2 separate regions of the Homo sapiens genome follow, and region 1 is linked to region 2. The links are chromatin loops, found by intact Hi-C in ENCODE. Cell type or tissue: natural killer cell. All regions are shown on one strand.

Evidence for each region. Peaks named below come from ENCODE experiments on the same cell type or tissue, not always from the same donor. Only the 100,000 strongest peaks of a DNase experiment are listed, where the experiment ranks them.
Region 1: it touches region 2 in a loop (2.3-fold over the local background); 8 of 110 quality-filtered maps call a loop at or near these places.

Annotation. Positions count from the first base shown.
Region 1 is chr5:151,090,042-151,098,041 of GRCh38, forward strand. No RefSeq gene overlaps it. Among named protein-coding and RNA genes, the nearest start is that of TNIP1, 13 kb to the left of the region's middle. RefSeq lists enhancers at 3,954-4,363, 3,998-5,197. In natural killer cell, a CTCF peak has its summit at 3,490; DNase peaks (open chromatin) are centred at 3,750, 4,170 and 4,550; H3K27ac peaks cover 3,600 bases.
Region 2 is chr5:151,210,626-151,218,625 of GRCh38, forward strand. The region is part of intron 1 of CCDC69 (coiled-coil domain containing 69); the gene reads right to left. LOC105378230 (a long non-coding RNA gene) reads left to right here and starts at 1,509. Exons shown (of 4, transcript NR_160730.1): 1 at 1,509-1,634; 2 at 2,134-2,264. RefSeq lists enhancers at 673-732, 1,233-1,442, 2,043-2,232, 2,943-2,992, 3,003-3,082 and 2 more. In natural killer cell, no CTCF peak of the experiment used is centred here; DNase peaks (open chromatin) are centred at 556, 1,316, 3,686 and 4,166; H3K4me3 peaks cover 3,124 bases; H3K27ac peaks cover 7,952 bases.

The DNA of each region.
Region 1 (8,000 bases), 120 kb before region 2:
AGGCACAGTACTCAGTGCTCTTAGATGAATTATTTCATGCATCTCTCTTAAGAACTGTATAAGACTGATATACTATTCTGCAAAAGAAGAAATGAGGCTCCTAGTGGGTTAAGACAACTGCTAATAAATGGCACAAGTAGAGTTCAAATATAAGTAATGTCTCCCGTGAGGATGTGGAGGAGATGAGACCTATACTGGATCTTAAAAGAGGGCAAAATTTGGGTATACACAAGGAAACTGTCACAGGACCACTCTTTTGATACGGAATTATCCAGCCCTACCTCATCCATTTTGACATCTCTGGTCTTGCTGCTGATGTTGTAGGGACAGGACTGAGCCAGTCTCATAAAAGCTATTTGATACTTACTTAGGGAATGAATGAACTTGACTCTGTGAGTTTCCTGGTTCATCAATTCTGTTGAAAGTTCCCCAAGAATAGAAACTCTTCATGCCATTAGGACCTAGCCCAGGATTTGGCAGATTTCTGGACCCCATCATAGAGCTAAGAAATCAGACTCTCTAACGAGGGGATCCCTAAAGGCAGCAGTTTAATTAAACTCCCTGATACTCCCCGATACTCCCCGTAGAGTTTGAGAAGCCAAAACTCTCAGCTGGATCTTCCAAATCCAAAGTGAGAATTATCTGCTCACATATAGGCAGCTAGGTAGAACTCACTGTCAGGAACTCACTGGTAGATACTGAGGATGCGTTTACTTCTCTGAGTCACCCAAGCATCAAATCTATGATTTTTGCAAAGTCCCACTCAAGCCAATGAAGTTACCTGCTTATCTGAACTTTGAAGACAGGCAGTTAGAAGAGGTCATAGAATCATAGTTTTTCAGATGTCTACTGGCTCAACAGCCTACCCAGAACCAGCACATCCTCCCCCAACCATTGGCAAGTGGTCAGCCAAGTTTTGCCACCCTATTTCAATGATGGGGAGCTCACTACCTTACAGGTAGCCCATTGCATTCTCAGTCGGCTCTCATTTAAAGCTCAGATCTGCCTTCTTCTCCTTTGGATGGGTGCCTATCAATGGCTGACAAATTCTTCCAAGGCCCTTCATGATCTAGCTTCTACTTACCATCCCTTCCCGCTCTAACCACCCCTAAGCATTCCTCAAATGTGCCAGCTCCTTTCTGCTTCTTCTTCTTTTTATTTTTTTTTTTTTTGAGACAGAGTCTCACCCTGTCGCCCAGGCTGGAGTGCAATGGTACAATCTCGGCTTACTGCAACCTCCGCCTCCCAGGTTCAAGCAATTCTCCTACCTCAACCTCCTGAGCAGCTGGGATTACAGGTGCGTGCCACAACTCCCAGCTAATGTTTTGTATCTTTAGTAGAGACAGGGTTTCACCATGTTAGCCGGGCTGGTCTTGAACTCCTGAACTCGTGATCCACCCGCCTCGACCTCCCAAAGTGCTGGGGTTACAGGCGTGAGCCACCGTGCCTGGTCTTCCTTTTTGCTTCTTTTGGCTTCCTTGCATATTCCTTGGCCCCTGGCTGCAGCACCTCCCCTCCACTGTGCCTTTCACCTGGCCAATGCCTGCTTATTTTCTCTGTCTCAACTTAAGTGTGCCTCTTCTGGGAAGTTTCCCTGACCTTCCCCACTCCTGCACTCCCCTCCAGACCACAGCAGGCCCCTTGTTCTGCATTTTCAAGCCCTGCCTTTCTCTCTCTCTGCAACTAGTTGTAATAAAATGATTATTGGTGCAGTTAATTTAGCATCTGATGAGAAAAATGGTTTTCAGCCAGGGATGATTTTGGCCCCCACAGGGCAACTGGCAATATCTGAAGACATTTTTCATTGTCACAACTGAGGAGGGAGTATACTACTGACATTTATTGGACAGAAGGCAGGGATGCTGCCAAGCAGCCTACCATGCACAGGACAGATCCCCATAACAAAAAATGACCCAACCCAACACATCAACAGTGTTCTCAACATGTCCATAGAGAAAACTCGTTTTGGAGTATAAGCCCCATGTGGTCAGGGACTATTTCTTCTTTGATTGTCACAATTTCACCAGTGCCTAGCAAACAGCAGGCAATCCATGAATGCTTGTGGAGGGAAGAAGAGAAGGAGAAGGAAGTGGGTCATAGAATGAAATGCTAGAACCCCATCGAGGGGGGTGATGTGTACAGTGTCCCCGACGTTGGGGAGAGTAGAGGACTGGGGATACACATGTAAAGAGAGCTGAGACTGGGCAGACAGACCTCGGGAGCCTTGAACACTGGGCTAAAGAATGTCGCCTCTGGCCGGGCACAGTGAGTCATGCCTGTAATCCCAGCACTTTGGGAGTCCGAGGCAGGCAGATCACAAGGTCAGGAGATCGAGACCATCCTGGCTAACACGGTGAAACCCCATCTCTACTAAAAAATACAAAAAATTAGCCGGGTGCGGTGGCGGGCACCTGTAGTCCCAGCTACTCGGGAGGCTGAGGCAGGAGAATGGCGTGAACCCGGGAGGTGGAGTTTGCAGTGAGCCAAGATCGTGCCACTGCACTCCAGCCTGGGTGACAGAGCAAGACTCCGTCTCAAAAAAAAAAAAAGAAAAAAGAAAAGAATGTCGCCTCCATTCTATAAGCAATGGGGGGGGGGGGCGCATAGGAGTCTTTCCACTAACATTAACAAAATACTTTTGTGGCCAAAAATGTTCTGATCAAACTGGCACTTCAGGAAGAGATCTGGGGACAGTGAGAAATACGTCTTGAGAAAGGGGATTTGACTTGTTAGTGATAGAGGCAGGTGTTAAATCCACAAATATCCCTCCTTATTTTACTGATGCACATGGGGTAACCCTGGTTGCAAACAGCTGTCTGAAGAGCTGGCAGCACCCTTTTTCAGACTGTGAGTAAATGGACAGGCCTCAAACTTTGAGGCCACAGGCATCTGCTTGGTGCCAGGCCAGCCACTATTACTGACTCACCATATGGCCTCATCAGTACTTCCTCTCGCCATCCCTCACCTTCCTCATCTGTAAAAGGGAGTAAATTCTCTTCACCCATTTATAACACTGAGCACAGCTGTGTGCACAAAAGGGCATCCATTAGGATAATTTCATAGAGAATATTATAGACCATGGGTTTGTTAACTTTAGTGTCCTTTGACCAGGGGTTCGCAATCCTGACTGCACATTTAAATCACCTGCAATCCTGACTGCACATTTAAATCACCTGGGGATCTTTCTAAACACGCGGACCCTCCAGGCCCCACCCCAGATTAATTAAACCAGAATCTCCGGGGGTGTGGCCTGGGCATGGGTATTGATAAAGCTCCCCCAGGTGATTTTGAGATGCAAAGTTGTGACCACTGACCTAGAAGCTGCTTTTTTTTTTTTTTGAGACAAATCTGCCCTTTTAACAGCTGGTTCTGATTCAGGTGATCCCAGGAACTTACTGTCGTTGAGTCACTGTGGTCTCCCAACTTGTTCCTTCTTTTTGTATCAGGAAGGTGACTTCTCAATACCAGGATAGGGACAACAAATTTCAGAATGTAGAGAGAATCCCTCTTTCGGGGAGTCACAGAACAGTATGTATGATGGGTGTGAAAGGAAAAGTTAAAACGCAAGCTAAGCCACTAAGTGGAGAGGAGGTATGTGTCATTCTATCAGCATTTGAAAAATGGGATTCAGGGAGGCCTTTTGCAAAATTGTGCTTTCCAAGGAAACTAATACAGGGTGGCATGTTGCAAGATTCTTGTCAAAGGAAGGGGATCCAAGTACAGATGTTGCAACACTGTGCTGCCAAAGGAAGTGGAAGCAAAGGAAGTGGCTTCTTAGTCTATCAGATCTGGAACAAAGCTTAGAGATTATCTTGACCAATCTTCTCACTGGATAGAAGGGGAAACTAAGGTTCAGAGAAGGGAAGGCTTGTGCCCAGGGGCAGCCAGGGAGTTACTGATGAGTTCAAATTGCAATCCAGGCTTCCTATCCACCACCTACCTGCTGCCCTTTCCTCTTCTCCCTGAATATCTATCCCCTCACTGTTTTGCTCTGGGTCCCTAGCCCAGCCTCCACATCCCCACCCTCTGGACAGTGCCCAAGGTCAAAGGATGAGCCTAAATCTGTGTGCCAGGATCTAAACCCACCAGATGACAGGGGCGAAAGCCAGCGGTGGCAGTGGCAAGCCGGAGAGGAAGGAGCAGTGTCTGATGATGTGGCCTGACCTCAGAAAGGAAACCTGGTTGGTCACCAGGGGGAATTTCCCCGGGTGAGGTCTCACGTCTATGCAAATATTGCACTGCAATTAACCTGGACCCTGGGATGGGAGAGAGAAAAGAGGAGAGGACACTGGGAAAGACAGAAGGGCAGGTAATAGGACCTGAACATTCCCAGGGTACCAGGCACTGTGCTAGGCTCCTCATGAAATTAATCTCATTTTGCCTCTAAAGTATCCTCCAATGTAGGAAAATTGAGTCTGAGGCCCAGTGAGAGGGTGCGTTGCCCAAGCAAAATCAGCACATTCCTACCCCAACGGGATACCAGGCCTCAGGGAGAAGTGATGATGGTGACGATAGATTTGGCGCTGCGGCTGCTGACAAAGGTGACAGTAATGAGGCTTGAGTCCGGGACTCTAGCAAGGTTTCATTTTAGGTTTCCATCTCACTCAACCAGGGGAGTTTTATCCTGGGAACGGCCAAAGGCAGCAGGAAGGTAGTGACCCTGACTCACCTTGGGCAAATCCCAGCACTCTGGTTTTTCAAAGCCCTGTGGGGGCAAGGGATGTGGTAGCTGGCACAGTTAACCCCTTCACCACCAGTTTCTAGAATGCTCCTGGAAAAGTGAACAGAATGGGATCCATACTTTTGAAGGAGAATCAATTTTTCTCTGCTACCTCTTTAAATTTCACTCGCTGTGCGCCTCACCGTATCCAGAAAGCCTTCCCCGGGGACTTCACTCGTTTTCCAAGGCTTGATCTCATTTACTGCCTGGTTCTCCAAGGAGCTAGTCTTGTCTCCCAGAATAGGATGCCAAGTAGGATCAGAGTTCAAGTCAGGGCTGTTGGGCTCGAAGTCTGCCCTCCACACAGCCTGGTTGGTTGTCCTCCTCTGATGGGCTTACACAACAACAAGCAGACTCCTGATTTCTGGAGGTGTGTGGGGCACACTAAGGCTATGCACTAAGAAAAGTGTGAGTGTGCACATGCCCCAGTGTGTGTGAAGAACAAGTTAGGATACATATGCGAGGTGTTTCCCACGTGCACAGCAACACACACACACACACACACACACACATAATGTCTGTATTTTTGGTTGTTATCAGCAAACTAAAAAAAAATTATTTTCTCTGTATGGTCAACAATGTGTGTCTCTGTATGTGTTACCAGCAGAATACCTTACACTCCTTTGTATTACCAGCAATGTGTTTCTCATTCTACTGTGTGCTCTGTGGGTATGGCTGGCAGTGACTGTAATTCTGTGTGACAAGCAGTATTTACGGGCCTTGAGTGGATAGCAGGCACATGGGAAAGTGGGGGAAGGAAATGTCAGTTCCCCACCCTCCCTACTTTCCTTTCAGGCCCTCCCAGGTCAAGGTCCATGGCCTTCAAGACGGCCAGGGAGGGGTTCTGCCTGCAGCTGGCAGCACAACAGGCAGATGGTGGTAGTTGGGAGGAAGGGGTGGGGCCATCCCACAGAAGGAAATGCATGTTCTGGAAATTTTAACAGCTGGGCCTGTTTGTGTGGTGGGGGGACATTCCCAGACAGCTCTTGTTTAGGGTTTTGTCAGTCCTTACCTAGCTGAGAGGAGGGCAGTGGGACAGCCTACATCAGGGACCTCTGTCCTCATGTCCTTCTCTGAGTTCTTAGGGAATGGAACTTGGCTTCACATCTGCTTCCTCCCCGCTCACTCCCCATGGCACTTTAGGGCCCTTTTCCCTGTTTTCTCGCTCCCCAGTGTCCTTCTCTTTTCTCCATCTCTGCATCCTCTGTGCTGGCTTGTGTCCTCATCCCCCCGACACCTAGGGACCCCAGCTGCTGGTCCTGTCTCCTCCATGCTGGTCCCTGGGGATATCTTTTCTAAAGGACATCTCTAATCATATAATCTCCCTCCCTAGCACATTCAGGGGCTAGCCAGTGCCTGGAGGATAAAGTCCATACTCTTCAGCCTGGACTCAGTGACCTTCCCAGAGGGCGTCCTCGCACAGCGGGTGACGGGCCCCAGCACTCCCACACACCTCTCCTTTCCCAGCTCTGCGCCTTTGCTTCAGCCATTGCCTCTGCCTGGACACCCCTCCCTCCTTCAGTAGTTTCTAATGTAAGAGCTTCTCTAACCATCTGCTGAGGTGCTCTCAAGTGTCCCGTTCTCCAAGGAGCCTTTGTTAGTCCTCCCTGTGGTTAATTCATCGCTTCTGCACTCAGTGTCCCTTGCTTGGTTGAGATTTTTCTTTTTCTTTCTTTTTTTGTTTTAAGACAGTTTTGCTCTTGTCAATCAGGCTGCAGTGCAGTGGTGTGATCTTGGCTCACCGTAACCACCGCCTCCTGGGTTCAAGTGATTCTCCTGCCTCGGCATCCCAAGTAGCTGTGATTACAGGTGCCCGCCACCGCAACTCGGCTAAATTTTTTTTTTGTATTTTTAGTAGAGATGGGGTTTCACCATGTTGGCCAGGCGGGTCTTGAACTCTTGACCTCAGGTGATCCACCCACCTCGGCCTCCCAAAGTGCTGGGATTATAGGTGTAGCCACTGAGCCTGGTCTGGTTGAGATTTTTCTAATAATCTTTCCCCACTTAGCTCTCTGTGTAGCAGGCATAGTGTAGAGCATCAGACTCCCCCCTCTGACCCTGATTACTCTTCTCTAAAATAGAATCCTGCCTATTATTGATAATAAAGAGCTGATATACTGAGTCCTTCGTATGTTCTAGACAGTGTGCTCAGAAATAAACATGCATTGCCAGTACAGACAGGTCAAGTTACTTATTTACTTCTACTAATAGTGGTGGATGGGATTTGAACCCAGGCCTGCCTGCCTCCACAGACTTAACCACTGAGCAGAGGGCTCAGTTATGTAACTACAATTTCCCACTTGCCTCACTCCAACCCTAAAGTGGGGAAATCTGTAGGAAACCCAGGTTCTGGTGGGGAATGAAGAGGCATGTTAGAGCGCTGTTTTACCGCTTCTGGGTTCCGAAATTCAGGTTGGGCAACCCGACCCTTCTCCCTCCCATGCTCAGCTCAGTCTGGCTTCCTCATCAATAGGTAAAGGAGGAAGTGTCAGCAGAGAGAGCAGAGCCTGGAATCAGGACAGCTGCGTTCTAGCCTCAGATCTGGCACTTACTAATACAATGGTCACAATCCTGTCTCTGGGCCTCAGTTACCAAACCTGTGAAACGAGAGGGTTGGTTGGGGCCATCTCTAAGACCATTTCCAGTGAGTCAATCCATGATGTACTGTCTATGTCTTCAGGCAGTATGTTTCACCACTTGGAGCCCAAGTTTCCTCATTGGTAAAAAGAGGGTGATCACCCCTATAATACTGCAAAGGAAGTAACGGCCATGGAGGCAAAGCTTCTCAAGTGGGATTATTCTGGTGGCGACTTATTGCTTGCAGCTGTGCTGGGGCACCATGAATATAGGGGGATTTCTTTTTTTTTTTTGAGACACAGTGTCCCTTGGTAGTCCAGGCTGGAGTGCAATGTCACGATCATGGCTCACTGCAACCTCCGCAACCTGGGCTCAAGCGATCCTCCCACCTCAGCCTCTCGAGACTGCAGGCATACACCACTACCTCCAGCATTTTTTTTTCCTATTTTTTGTAGAGACGGGGTTTTGCTACACACAGGCTGGTCTTGAACTGGGCTCAAGCGATCTGCCCACTTTGGCCTCCCAAAGTGCTGGGGTTACAGGCACGGGCCACGGCACCTGGCCATAGGGAAACTTTAAACAGCCAGCGGTTCCCACACCACCGCCACGGGCAGGAGGTTGAGTGGCAATTCCTAAATAGCTGCTCTCTGCTCAGGTTAAAAGGGCACCCCCCCTCCCAATGGGCAACTTCCTTCGGGTATTT
Region 2 (8,000 bases):
AATATTGGAAGGTTCGACCAATTTACTCACCTTCAAATGGCACGCAAGAAGATCAGTTTCAGCTAGGTGTGGTAGCTCACACCTGTAATCCTAGCACTTTAGGAGGCCGAGGCGGGAGGATCACTTGAAGCCAGGAGTTTGAGACCAGCCTGGCCAACATGACAAAACCCCATCTCTACTAAAAATACAAAAATTAGCCAGGTGTGGTGGCACGTGCCTGTAATCTCAGCTACTTGGGATGCTGAGGCACGAGATTTGTTTGAACCTGGGAGGCGGAGGTTGCAGTGAACTGAGATTGGGCCACTGCACTCCACCCTGGGTGACAGAGCAAGACTGTCTCAAGAAAAAAGAAAAAGACCAGTTTCACTGCAACCTTGCCAATGTGGAATATTATCACTTTTTAAAAAAATGTTGGCAAATTTGCTAGGTCAAAACCCAACTAAAATAACCTAGTGCTACCTATTACATGCCTGCCCCCAACACAGGCATCTGTATGTTCGAGACATCTTACATGCTCAAGACCATCCCACCGTGACGCGTGGTTAGGTCTACCTCGGGCCCCCAGGCTCAGTGCACACACCATTTCTCTGCTTCTCTCCTGACCTGCCCTGGGGCGGAGTTAGTTCCTGTTTTCTCCATGTTCCAGGCACCCCTGAGAGTATCTACATCTGGTTAGCTGTCTGTCTCTCCTGCTAGCCCAAAGGGCTCCTGAAGGACAGGATTTTGAAATCTGTATTGGACTTGCCCCAGTATGTTATGATGCCCAGAACAGTATTTCTTAGGAATGTGGTCTATGGACCTCCTGTACTAGAGCCACCTGGAAAGCTTGCTTAACACGAATGTCCAGGCTGCATTCTAGACCTACAGTATGTGTGCTGGGAATTTGCATCTGCTTTTTTTTTTTTTTTTTTTTTTGAGATGGAGTCTGGCTCTGTTGCCCAGGCTGGAGTGCAGTGGCACGATCTTGGCTCAATTGCAACCTCTGCCTCCCAGGCTCAAGCAATTCTCCTGCCTCAGCCTCCAGAGTAGCTGGGATTACAGGCACATACCACCACACCAGGCTAATTTTTGTATTTTTAGTAGAGACGGGGTTTCACCATGTTGGCCAGGCAGGTCTCAAACTCCTGACTTCAAGTGATCCACCCACCTCAGCCTCCCAAAGTGCTGAGATTACAGGCATTAGCCACCACGCCTGGCCGGAATCTCCATCTTTAGCAGTCTAGCCAGATGATCCTAGTGCACACAAAAGCCTGAGGACATGTGACCCTGAGCTAGGTAGGTCTCAACAAGCAACTACTGAGTGGAAAATCCCCAGGTTGGGGTCCTGACCACTTCCTCCTCAGAGGTCATGGAGCAGACGGCACCTGCAGTGTGTGCGTGGGTGGTGGTGGTGGGGGGGGGAGTTGGGAGGGGGACATAAGAATTTTCCCTTCCAAAAGAGGGGTGGGGAGCATAGGGCTGGGGTGGGGTATCCGGACTACACTCTGGAAGAGGGATGACAGCTTCCTGAGTCAACGGAAACTTGGTAGCAAGAAAGCTGCAGAGGAGGCTGCCGGCAGTACAGGATGCAGGGAGAACCCAGGCCTGGGGTTGAGGCCAGGAGACTCAATTCCAGCTTTACTGTGTGCCTTTAGGTAAGTCATGTTCCTTCTCAGTTTCCCCATCTGTGAAGGGTCAGGGCTGGAACAGATGCTCTCTTCAGTCCTCCTGAGCTCCAGGGCAGCCCTTCTCCTAAGAAGGCTGGAAATAGAGCCCCTATACCCAGGTGACACTCACAGCTTTGGGGCCTAGATCCTTGCTGTCAAGCAGACCAGAGCCCTGCAGTAGGTTCAACCTGAAGCAAACCTGAGATAGTAGGACACAGCTGTCAAAAGCAGACAGAGTCAGGGTAGAATGAGAAGACAGTGTCCAGAGCCATGGAGAGCCACATGAGCTCAGATTGGGGCTGGTGAGATGCTCTAGAGTATACTCTCATTTTAGAGGGTAAACTGACACACTGGAAGACGTCCCAAAGAAACCGACAGGATGTAGGAGGTGGCTCAAAACCAAATTATAGGAGGGGCTGTTAACAGAACAAGAGTTGGTCAGCCTTGAGAACAGGCAGGAAGACCTGATATTGTCTTCAAATCTCAGCAGGAATGTCATGGGTAGAAGCTGCTGGCGTGTCATCTACAGCCTTGGAGGACAGGATTGTGGCCAAGCATGAGGAGGTTCCAGAAGTTTCAGTTCAGTATGAAGAAAAATTTCAGAACCATCACAAACTGGTAGGCTGCCTCATTGGAGGGTGGGGAATCGTGGTGGAAGTGAGCGCTCCATCATTAGTAGCATGCAAGAAGAGGTTGGAGAGTCAAACTTCATGCTGTAGATTGGACTGGTGATCTTTTAGAACCCTGAACTCTAACAGTCTATAATTCTAAAAAGCATCACTGATGTTCGGCAAGTGAAAGCCTCTGGTAAGCATAAAGAAATTATCTACTACATGGCATGTAAAGACCACCAGCATTAATGGAACCTCAGGGAGCTCTGTTGAATGCTATTCAGGGAGCAGCATTTTGGGGTGAATGGCTGTAGTCACATACTCAAGCCTTTGGGATAGACCCCTAAACTTCCCTCAAATTATTTTTTATTTTTTATTTTTTGAGACGGAGTCTTGCTCAGTTGCCCAGGCTAGAGTGCAGTGGCGTGATCTCGGCTCACTGCAAGCTCTGCCTCCTGGGTTCACGCCATTCTCCTGTCTCAGCCTCCTGAGTAGCTGGGACTACAGGTGCCCACCACCATGTCCGGCTATTTTTTTTTTTTTGTATTTTTTGTGAAGATGGGGTTTCACCATGTTAGCCAGGATGGTCTCAATCTCCTGACCTAGTGATCCACCCGCCTCGGCCTCCCAAAGTGCTGGGATTATAGGCGTGAGCCACCATGCCCGGCCAACTACCCTCAAATTCTGAGCCTCACCAGGCAAGAGTGAATTAGGCAGAAGCAACTTGGATAGAAGCCGCCCAGCTATTCCCTACCTTGGGAATCCTAGTAGGATGGAAGGTAAGAGTAGCCCTGAGGGAGGTTCAGCCTGTCCTGCAGAGACTTGAGCTAGCCCTCTTTGGGAGCCATCACTCCATTCTGTTTGTCAGCCTTCAAGGCTTGTGTATTTCTGATTAAGTGCTTTGTGTCCTCATTGTTCCTGCTTAACTTAGAGAATTTAGTAATTAAAGAAGACTCCTTAAGAGTTCACCCAGCTCCTCCGTGTCCCATACATCACAGGCCTGGCTTCCTCTGAGCATGTAGTTCTATCACACCTATCCTGGCTGAGGAAGGCTTACGGGAACCCAGAGCAGGGTTGGAAGGGCCCCAGGAGGCAGCTGACTCCAATCCCCACCTCCTTTTTCCAGATAGAAAAGCTGAGGCCCAGAGGTGGGTGGGCAGATAACTTGTCAGAAGCTGCAAAGCAGGGAAGCAGAGCCCTGGGGAGAATCCAGACTCACAGCTGAGGCTAGAGTCCTTTCCGTCCCCCTGATGCCAGGGTCAGCTTTATCTGAGTAGCTGAGCCTGTAGGGGAGAGGTGATTCTAAGTCTCAAGGGGCTCAGGTCACACCCTCCTCAATATCAGAGCTGCCTTTCCGGTGTCTGGCCCAGCACCACTAGTGCTGGGATCTAAGTAACCACAGTCAGAGCCTATTGGCCGAGGGTAGAGGCAGGAAGGAGGCGGGGAGTGTGGCCCAAGGGGCCCCACTCCAGGGCCTTCGGGGAGGAAGGGCGGGGCCTAAATGATCAGGGCTGTTGAGAAATGTTAGTGTTCACACCCGAATTACAGAAGCTCAGACAGAACACCATAAATACAGGCCTTAGCCTCCCCATCTCTAAGATGGGCAGAGATATTCTGCCAAAGTAATGCCTGAATTTGATGTCATTGAAACTCAAACACTGCCAGGGACATTAAAGATTTAATTCATCCCCTTCATATCATATAGTGTGTGGTCAACATTTCCTCACTGGCTGGAGGACAGTCCAATGTGATTGTACAACCAACTTAAAGTTAGAAGTGCCAGGCTGCACCACTCCGCTGCACCGGGGACACGGCCTATGCTCTGAACACCTGCAGGACCCCCAGAGCACACAAGTCAGGGGCGGATGTGGTCTCCACTGCTCCTATCTGACCAACTGATGAGGTGTCTCAGGGGAGCAAAGGACCACTTCCTTCTTAAATACCCCTGCACCTGGTGAGCCAGACCACAGCAGACAAGCATCAGAAGGGCCTTGAGTGCAAGGCCTCACTTCACAGACGATGACACTGAGGCCTAGAGAAAGCCTTTCTAATACACCTTATTTATTTTCTTCCTCCCTAGGGCTCCCGTTTTCTTGTCCCATATCAGCTTCCCAGGGTGTCTGCTAGTTCTGGTTGCCTCAGAGGGCCTGGAGCTGGCAAAAGCACTAGACATTATTTCTAGCATTTGGGTCAGCCTGGCAGGCAGGACCCTGAAGGAGCTGGACAGAAAATGGTGTCAGTAGCTGGATGGGGGTGGGGAAAGAGACAGGCTGAGGGCCCAGATACCTGTCTCCCAGTCCAATGGCAAACTGGAAGGCCAGAGCCAAGGTCCTAGCTTGCCATCTGAGGCTGAGCGCCTGGATACCTGTCTCACAGTCCAATGGCAAATTGAGAGTCCAGAGCCAAGGTCCTAGCTTGCCATCTGCTTGCTGTGTGACCTTGAGTGGACACTCTTCCTTTTCTGTGCTTCTGTACCCTCCTCTGCATGGCATGGAATTGTGCAATGGGATACGTAAGAGCCCTTCTGGTTTTGACATGCTGTGGATGGGGAAGAAGGGGCAGAGTGAGGTCATCTTGCTATCTCATCTTCTGTCGATCCTGTCCGGCTTGTTTGCTCTGGGCAGGGCAGAGGCAGTTTGACACACTCAGCTGTTAGCTCTGGTCATGGAGGGGGCTTCTCTGGAGAGCAGGAAAGGAGGGTCCCTTGCTCAGGAGGCCTGGGTGAGAACCTGGAGCCCTCCACACCATCCCCTGTTCTTCAGCAGACAGTGTAAGGGTGGTTGTAAAAGAGAGGGCGGGATTGCCTGAAAGCAGAGAATGACAGAGCTCAGCCATCTCCCAAGTTGCACGCAGCATGCTCCTAATTCTACAGTAGCACTGTGAACAGAAATAAGTACCCATTAGTGAGGACAAGGAGGATGCACAGGATGCTCAGGGCAGGACCATTTGCAGTAGGGAAATGCTGTAAACTGAGGACTGGCTGGATATACTCAGGGACATAATACTATGTCATTTCATTCATATGTTTAAGAGAGTGAAGTAGACCTTTATGTACAAAGATGGAAAGGCATTTGGTAAAATACCAATATCCAAACTAAACTATTTCTTTTCTGTCACCCAGGCTGGAGTGCAGTGGTGTATTCTTGGCTCACTGCAACGTCCACCTCCCAGGTTCAAGCAATTCTCCTGCCTCAGCCTCCCCAGTAACTGGGACTACAGGCATGTGCCACCATGCCCAGCTAATTTTTGTATTTTTAGTAGAGACAGGGTTTTACCATGTTGACCAAGCTGATCTTGAACTCCTGACCTCAGGTGATCTGCCCGCCTTAGCCTCCCAAAGTGCTGGGATTACAGGCGTGAGCCACCATGCCCGGCCAACTATTACTAATGATAAAAAAATGCATAGGAAAAAGTACCTAGAAAAGCACAAACTGATAACAGTTGTCATCTCCAGAGAATGGACTAAAATTACTGTGGTCAAGGAAGGGTAGCTTCCATTTTACATTTTACCTAAATTATTAGGATTTTTTTTTTTTTTTTTTTTTTTTGAGACTGAGTCTTGCTCTGTCACCTAGAGCGAGTGGTGTGCAGTGGTGCGATCTCGGCTCGCTGCAGCCTCTGCCTCCCAGGTTCCAGCGATTCTCCTGCCTCAGCCTCCTGGGTAGCTGAGATTACAGGCACGTGCCACACGCCCGGCTAATTTTTGTATTTTTAGTAGAGACGGGGTTTCACCATGTTGGTCAGGCTGGTCTCAAACTCCTGACCTCAGGTGATCCGCCCGCCTCAGTCTCCCAAAGTGCAGGGATTACAGGCGTGAGCCACCACGCCTGGCCAATTCTTAGGATTTTTAAAGCAACAACGCATTCAAGAATTACTTATATACAAAGAAATTAACAACAACAAGAAAAAGGTACCTCTCTTGGAACCTGAAAGCCTCCCCCAGAGTCAAGGTACAGACAGAGAAATCAAGGCTGGGGAAGAGAATAGTTAGCAAAAGAGGCAGAAGTGGACCCATTGTTAGAATGATGAATACCAGAGGTTGGGAAGGACGTGTGTGTGGGGTGCGGGGAATGAAGAAAGGCTGGTCAAACGATACAAACATACAGCCAGATGGAAGGACTACATTCTAATGTTCCATAGCAACCATGAACTGTATACTTTAAAATAGCTAGAAGAGAGGACTTGAAACGTTCCCAACACATAGAAATGATAAATACTCGAGGTGATGAAACTCCAAATACCCTGACTTGATCATTACACAGTCTATGCACCTAACAAAATATCATATGTACCTGAGAAGTATGTAAAATATTATATATCAATAAAAAATATAAAGAAGTAGGCCCCATTCTTGACTCCCAGTCCAGTGCTCTTTCCTCTACAGATGCAGCTGCTGGTGTCCAAAAGCAATGGGCCCTGTCCAGGCACCTCCTTGTTTACAGTGCTGCCTCTTCTGCTGCCAAGATGGGTTCCAAAGGGAGGCACTGGGTTCTTGCTGTCATTTTTGATTGCTGGCAACTTGGGGCTGGGGGTGAGAGGGTGGGTAAGGAGCAATTAACCTTGCGATATGAAAGTTTCCTAAAGCTGCTGTAACAAATTACCACGCACTTGGTGGCTGAAAACAACAGAAATGTATTCTCTCACAGTTCTGGAAGTTAGAAGTGTAAATTCAAGGTATCAGCCGAGCTGGCTCTTCTGGAGGCTCTGAGGGAGGATCTGTTACCTCCCTCTCTCCCAGATCCTGGTGGGTGCTGGCAATCCTTCGTTCTCTGGCTTGGGAGATGTGTCACTTCATTCCCTGCTCTTCTCCCTGTGTGTCTGTGTCCAAATTTCCCTCTTCTTGTTGGGACACCAGTCACTGGATTAGGGCCCATCCAATGTGACCTCATTTTAACTCAATGGCCCCTGCAAAGACCCTATTTCAAATAATGTCGCATTTACAGGTTCTGGGTGAATGTAAATGTAGGAGGGGACATTACTGAATCCAGTAAAGGTAACAGCTTTTCTGATGTCCAGGCCATTTCCTTAAGGAAGGCACAGGGGCAGGGTCACATGGGGCAGTAGAAAATGGCGAGGAAAGCCACAAAGGTCATTGTACACTCAGTGAAAAAAAACTCCATTGCAGAGAGGAGGAAATCTGGAAGTAGGTCAGACTGCATATCACTTGTCTTGGGGGGATGCATGGATGTGGATGGCTGTTTTAGGTATAGTACAGTGTTTGGCCTAGATGTTCTGGAAGGTTCAGATTTGAAAATAAGGTGACACAAGATAAACTATTTTTAGGGATTAAGATTCACCTTGCAAGACAAATAGGATGGCTTGTCTTCAGGTAATGGATGGGTTTAGATCTGCTAAAGATGGATGGATCTTCTCTTGCTCCTTTTCTCTGCCAAGGTGGGACAGCAGGAGCTCCCTCCCCACTGCCAGTCCTGCTGCAGTGGGGGCTCCCAGTCTGGCCCTCTCCCCTGGTCACTGGGGACGGCTCACAGTGCTGAGGGAGGATGATGCAGAGGACCGAGTGCCAGCCGTGTGGACGGAAGCCCAAGTACACCCTGAGGTGTCAGAGCCAGAACTAGGGTCATCTGAGAGGCTCTTCCTTTCGTTGGGAGGGTACTTACACTCTTCGAGTTTATTTTTTGAATATGAACATTCATGAATTTCATACTGAGACCCCTTAGAGCTCCTTTTCCAGGCAGGTCTCAGACTTCTGTTCACTGGCTGATCTATGCACCCTGAGATGTCA